Regions from separate parts of the Homo sapiens genome. Here region 2 is linked to region 1. Evidence: chromatin contacts called from ENCODE Hi-C or POLR2A ChIA-PET data. All regions are on one chromosome and are shown on one strand. The core of a region is the stretch at or near the end of the contact, and the rest is flanking DNA. Distances in the headings are between cores, read along the strand shown.

Region 1 (2,943 bases), core at 415-2,914:
TTGTTAAACCTCCATTAAGCACCAGGTTGAGAAACAATAAAAATGTACAATTCAGAGCCTACTCTGGGGAAGAACATGCTGGAGCCTTGGAGGCAGAGCAGCCTGGGTGCCAAAGGGAGAAGTCAGGTGAGGCCTCAGGGCCAGGAGAAATTTCACCCCTTTCAAAAATAGGCTCCAGAAGGGCTTCCTGGAAAGCACAGAGGGAAGAAACAGCACCAAGAATGGTGGATGGAGGAGACAGGACTGGAACGTGACGGGAAGGTAAAAAGAAAGTGGGAAAAGAGAAGAAAAAGGACACTTTTCGAGCATCTGCTACATGATGTTAGGATTTACATTTTTTTCCTAATGCAATCTTTAAAGCAAGTCTTATGAAGTGGGCATCATCATGCCCATTCTAAAGACAGAGACATTGAGGCTGATCACTTACTCAATGCCTCACGGCTAGTAAGTGTCCAAGCTATGAGTTCCTGTTCTCTTTGCCTTTCAAGCCGTGGCTTTTGCAATGTGTAATTTTTCTGATCTTTGACCTCTTAAACCACATTACCTACATATCCCTTACAACCTCCCTTGACTGTTGTAAGCCTAAAATGAGAAGTGAGTGTGTGTAACCTCTCAGCTGCAGAGTCTCCACACTGGGCACTCCTTTCTGCCCTTGCACATGCTCTTCCCTCTGCGTGAAAATGGCCACACTGCCCAAGGTAATTTATAGATTCAATGCCATCCCCATCAAGCTACCAATTGGAAAAAACTACTTTAAAGTTCATATGGAACCAAAAAAGAGCCCACATTGCCAAGTCAATCCTAAGCCGAAAGAACAAAGCTGGAGGCATCACGCTACCTGACTTCAAACTATACTACAAGGCTACAGTAACCAAAACAGCACGGTACTGGTACCAAAACAGAGATATAGACCAATGGAACAGGACAGAGCCCTCAGAAATAACACCACACATCTACAACCATCTGATCTTTGACAAACCTGACAAAAACAAGAAATGGGGAAAGGATTCCCTATTTAATAAATGGTGCTGGGAAAACTGGCTAGCCATATGTAGAAAGCTGAAACTGGATCCCTTCCTTGCACCTTATACAAAAATTAATCCAAGATGGACTAAAGACTTAAATCTTCCCTCTGCTTAGAATGCTCCTGTACCTGTTGGCAGTACATGCCAGTTCATGCAGGCTGCAGACACTCTCAGCAACAACATTTGCACGGAAGGGAAAGGACTCTTTGAAAGTTATATGCCATCTTAGATACATTCCTGGCTGTTATCATAGAACGAGTTAAAGCATATCAGTATTTGTAACTCAGCAATACATGCTTTTGTATACTTTGAATGAGAATTTACCATATCTTTTTAAAAGAATCCAATATACATTCTGATTTATCATCTGCCATTGCCCGTTTGTCTTATCTCCCTTTCTGAAATATCCTTTCAAGATGGAAAGTACAGCTGATTACAGAAGGTGTGTTTATAACTTGGTGACAGAGAAAGGAAAGTCAGGCGAGCACTATTGAATCAGATAGTTGGGGGTTTTATTGTGTTCTCTGAGCTACTTTTAATAAACTTTCTTGATACTCAGTAAAAGGATGTGGTCTCCATCAAAAGCTCTTTTCGGTAACCAAATCAACAAGAGGAGAAAAACACACCTACACAGTCCCAGGTGCAGCTGAACTGTGGAGAACTTTGTGAGGGTGCAGGGTGCCTCTGCTCCCACCAGCTCTGAGGGGCTCCCTGGGACCGGCAGCTCACATCTCACACAAAGTCACAGGTGTGTGGCAGCAGCGAGCTTCTTTCAGCTACAAGTTCAGAGGAAAGAGAGTGCACTGCCCTGTGCTCTCCCAACTTAGAATTGCAGCTGTCTTCCAGCTAACACTTTTCTATGCCCACCTCAATCTCAAAGCACTGGCCAAAGTCCAAGTATACTGAGCAGCCCCGAATTCATCTGCCAAATGCCCATCCATCCTCTTAGCCAGTCAAGCATTTGTAGGGACAGGGGTGTAGAGAGGAGGCTGGTTTGGAAAATGAGGCATCGGCTTGGGGTGATGGAGGAGAAGCACATATGACTCTTGCCCAAGGATGGGCAGGACCTCCTTTGCTTGGGGCCATTCCCCGCATTCTCTCATTGAGGTTAAAGAGAAGACACATGTCCTCCTGCCAGAGTCCCATGTTCAATAAATAAAACATGGCTGAGAGACAGGGTGTGGCTCCTGGGAGACTGCTGCTCATTTCTCTTTAGAAAACCCCCCACTGCCGACAACTTTTCTTTCTGTCTCGGAATTCTTCATGCATGTTTTGATGCATCTTTAATTCTATACATGTTATAGTCAAGGTACTTTGGTAGACCCCATGACATGTCAAAATATTGTTTGTCTTTGTCTTAAAGTTGTTATACCTCAGTTTCTTTACCATATAAGAGTGAGCATTTATCTTTATTTATTTTAAGGAGTTATTCAAAGTTATTACATAGATGAAAAGTCAGACAAGCAGGGAGCATGTCTGTTTGGTTGGCCTCTGCTTCATCAGTTCCTAGCTCAGTGCTATGCAAGAAAATACACAACTAATAGATAACTATTCTCTGGTCTGTAGTAGCAGTGATTTAAAAAACAACAGAAAAAGGCTACTCTAGTGTGAAGTGTCAACTCTAATACATTCATTGGCACACTCTGGGTGCTTTCACATATATGACTTCCTTTAGGCTTCATGGTCACTCTGAGAAGTAGGTCTTATGATAGTCGTTTGACAGAGAAATGGGGACTAAGAGAGTTTAAGTGACTCCACAAAAGGCTCAACATTTGTGTTGCAGCCAGAGTTTCAACCCAGACCCTTAAATCTAAGCCCGATGCTGTTCCACCAAGCCATCGTTCTCTTCCAATAGTGAGAAATATACTCTAGCCGGCAGGGTGCGGTGGCTCACGCCTGTAATCCCAGCACTTTGGGA
Region 2 (2,847 bases), core at 63-2,562, 58 kb after region 1:
AACTCCTGGGCACAAGCCATCCTCCCACCTCAGCCTCCCAAGTAGCTAAAATTACAGGCACCTGCTACCACACTCAGCTATTTATTTTACTTTATTGTAAAGATGAGATCTCACTATGTTGCCCAGATAGGTCTCAAACTTCTGGCCTCAAGTGATCCTCCTGCCTCAGCCTCCCAAAGCACTGGGAAAACAGATGTGAACCACCATGTCCAGCCAGAAATTTGAGGCTAGAAGAGGGAAATTCATGACAGGATGAGAAGAAAAAAAGAATATTAGATTTAAAATAAAAAAATGTCTAGCTAGTAAGCAGCAAAATATCCCATAATATAGATGGCAAATATTAACTGGAGGAGTGAGAACGAATTCTGACCACTTGACCATAGTTCTGTTACTCATATTGTAATTCAATTTGATAAAAGGGTATAAGGAAGAATCTGAGGTGTAGACAGTGGCAGCTGGTGACTTGGTAACCTCAACCCCCACCTTCCCAGTCCTTATTCTCCCCTCAGTGATTCTGTCCCCAACAGTAGCTCTCCCTTCCCAGCACTGCCTCATCAGCCCATTTCCAATCCCTGCTTCTACTCATTTCTCCCCTCTGCTTCTCTGTCTAAAGAAAACAGGTTGCACTGGGAATCACAGGAGCTGCATTCTTCTTTAGAGCTTCCACCACCATTGTCAGTGTTGATCTGGCCACCACCCAAACTCTCCATTTCTCAGTTTCTCAAATCATGAGATGGAGGAGATAGTCCTAGCTTTTCACACACAATGCTGTGATATAGGCTACAAATAAAGCCCAGTTGGCATGTTGTAAACTACTCTACTGGTCTGAATTATAGTAATGTCTCCTAAAGTATGTTCTCTCATTGGTGGTTCTATCAGTGTTCACAAGTGTGATCAAAACTGGAAGATTCCACAATGAAATGGAATGAACAATAGCAGGATGGACAATGGTGGAAAGGGTTCTCGATGGTAGAGCGCCTTACTGCCTGGATGCTGATATAAGCTGCAAGGCTCCAAGAAGGAGGTACAGGAGGCAGTACTCTCCATGCTTGTTGAGCAAGCAAAACTTGTCACTTTGCTGAGCGTGTCATGTCCCTGGGATCTTGAGATCCTTTAGATCATGTTTTCGAGGAGTGAACTGCTTAGAATAGAGACTGTGGACACCTGTAAAGTCCTTTCCATCTATATAATGTGATGGAGTTGAAGCCCAGATCATTGGTGAATGAGAGGTTTTCAGGGCCATCTGTGGGCAGGACGCTGGCCCTGCCCTAGTTATAGTGGTGCTTGCCTCTCCAAAAAGAGGAATGTGAGCTCCAGGGTACACATCGTCATTGGCAAAATAGCTTTCACTCTCATTCTGCCCTCCTCAGTGAATCAATCCACCTCCCCAGCCAGTTCTCCTGCTCCAGGTAGAACAGTTGAGCTTCCCTGTTTGATTTAATAGATAGTTAAAAATCAACTCTAAATATAGTGGAGTGTAACTGCGTAATGATATGTTTATGTTCAGTGAGGGGGAAAAAAGGAAGTGAAAAGAGCAACAGTTAACAGTGTCACCTCCTGTTGAGCCCAAACTGTGAGATGCAGAAATTTGATACAGGATGAATAAAATTAAATCGTTGGTCCTTTTCAGCAAACTTGTTTCTCCAGACCTTAGCTGTTCAGCTTGGAAGTTCGAGATATCAATTACCTGTGTTCCTAAAGAGAGAATAGAAAACTGGATACCAAAAGACTTGCCCCTGGAGCCCCACTCCACCCTATACCGTACCCAATAATATGCCCTTCAAATGGGGTGACCTACAGGAACTCAAGTTCGAGCGAAGCAAGTCTCCAAACTTCAGTTCATTGCCTTGGCCAGTCACTTACATGCTGATGATTGCAGGTATTTTAGATGTACCGTAGGACCCTTGGAGTTGTCATAACTAGGGTTCAAAAGGCACGTGGAAGCCTCCCAGTGGGGAAAACCCCCCGAGATGACTTTGGGGTTTTAAATCTGTGTCTCTTTCATCAGTCTGTAAGGACAGAAAAAAAAGCCTGTTGTGCTTAAAACATCATACTGTTTTTCCTCCAACAAAATCCATTTTCCTAGAGATGCAGAGGAATGCAAGGCTCTGCTGATGGTCTCAATCTATTCTGTTAGCTTCATCTTCTGCTCCCTCCAGACGTTGCACTCCAGCCTCATCAAGCACAATCTGCTTGTTCATCTCTAGCTGCTCTGCGCTGTGGTCTCTAATTCTGTCTCCTGTGCTCGTTCCTTCTCATTTCCGGTAGGAGAGCCCAGAATTTCACTTTTGTATCTCTTCACATTTTTATCAACATCACTACCTTGGGGATCTCCTCAAACGCTGCAGCATTAAACCCTATATGCAATGCCTCCCAAGCTTATCAGCAGACCCCACCCCATCCCCCGACTACTGAATTCCATTCACATCGTCGACTTCCTACTGGAAGTTTCTCTTGGGCATGTAATAAGCTTCTCAAACTTGATGTGTACAAAGCTGAACTCCCAATTGTCCTTCCCAACTACTCCTCTCTTCTTTCTTCATCTCAGTAAATGGCAACTCTGTCTTTCTAGTTCTGCAGGCCTCAAACTTGAACGTTGTCCTAGAGTCCTCTCTCCATCACACTCATTCTCATATTTGAATCCATTATATTCCAATTATGCCTAGAATCCAATAACTTTCATCATCCCACTGATCCTACTCTTATGGAAACCACTCTCATCTCTCACTTGGATATCCCCTGTGTTAGAATGATTACAAAAATGACCACAATCTTAAACTCTCTCTGTAACCATCAACTATGCAATGTTTCTTTGCGTTTGTTCGAATTAAGAGGTAAATTGTACCC

What was found. Hi-C counts contacts between places; a loop is a spot of excess contacts on that map. ChIA-PET counts read pairs that join two places held with the same protein, here RNA polymerase II (POLR2A). Pooled maps may share reads with other maps.
Region 2: a map of OCI-LY7 shows a loop between it and region 1 (4-fold over the local background). The contact joins two enhancer-like sites. A Hi-C loop is called at or near these places in 3 of 168 maps with a recorded cell type or tissue (OCI-LY7, endothelial cell of hepatic sinusoid and naive thymus-derived CD4-positive, alpha-beta T cell) and 7 of 50 pooled maps. POLR2A ChIA-PET finds 5 or more read pairs at or near these places in 4 of 52 experiments (CD4-positive, alpha-beta T cell, OCI-LY7, activated T-cell and 1 more).

Annotation. Positions count from the first base shown.
Region 1 is chr2:7,566,152-7,569,094 of GRCh38, forward strand. No RefSeq gene overlaps it. Among named protein-coding and RNA genes, the nearest start is that of LINC01871, 160 kb to the right of the region's middle. Within about 2 kb of position 1,665, at least 4 of the 41 ENCODE cell types and tissues checked have a DNase peak (open chromatin) inside an H3K27ac peak, as active enhancers do; they include OCI-LY7, where a contact is called at or near this core.
Region 2 is chr2:7,624,124-7,626,970 of GRCh38, forward strand. No RefSeq gene overlaps it. Among named protein-coding and RNA genes, the nearest start is that of LINC01871, 100 kb to the right of the region's middle. Within about 2 kb of position 1,313, at least 3 of the 41 ENCODE cell types and tissues checked have a DNase peak (open chromatin) inside an H3K27ac peak, as active enhancers do; they include OCI-LY7, where a contact is called at or near this core.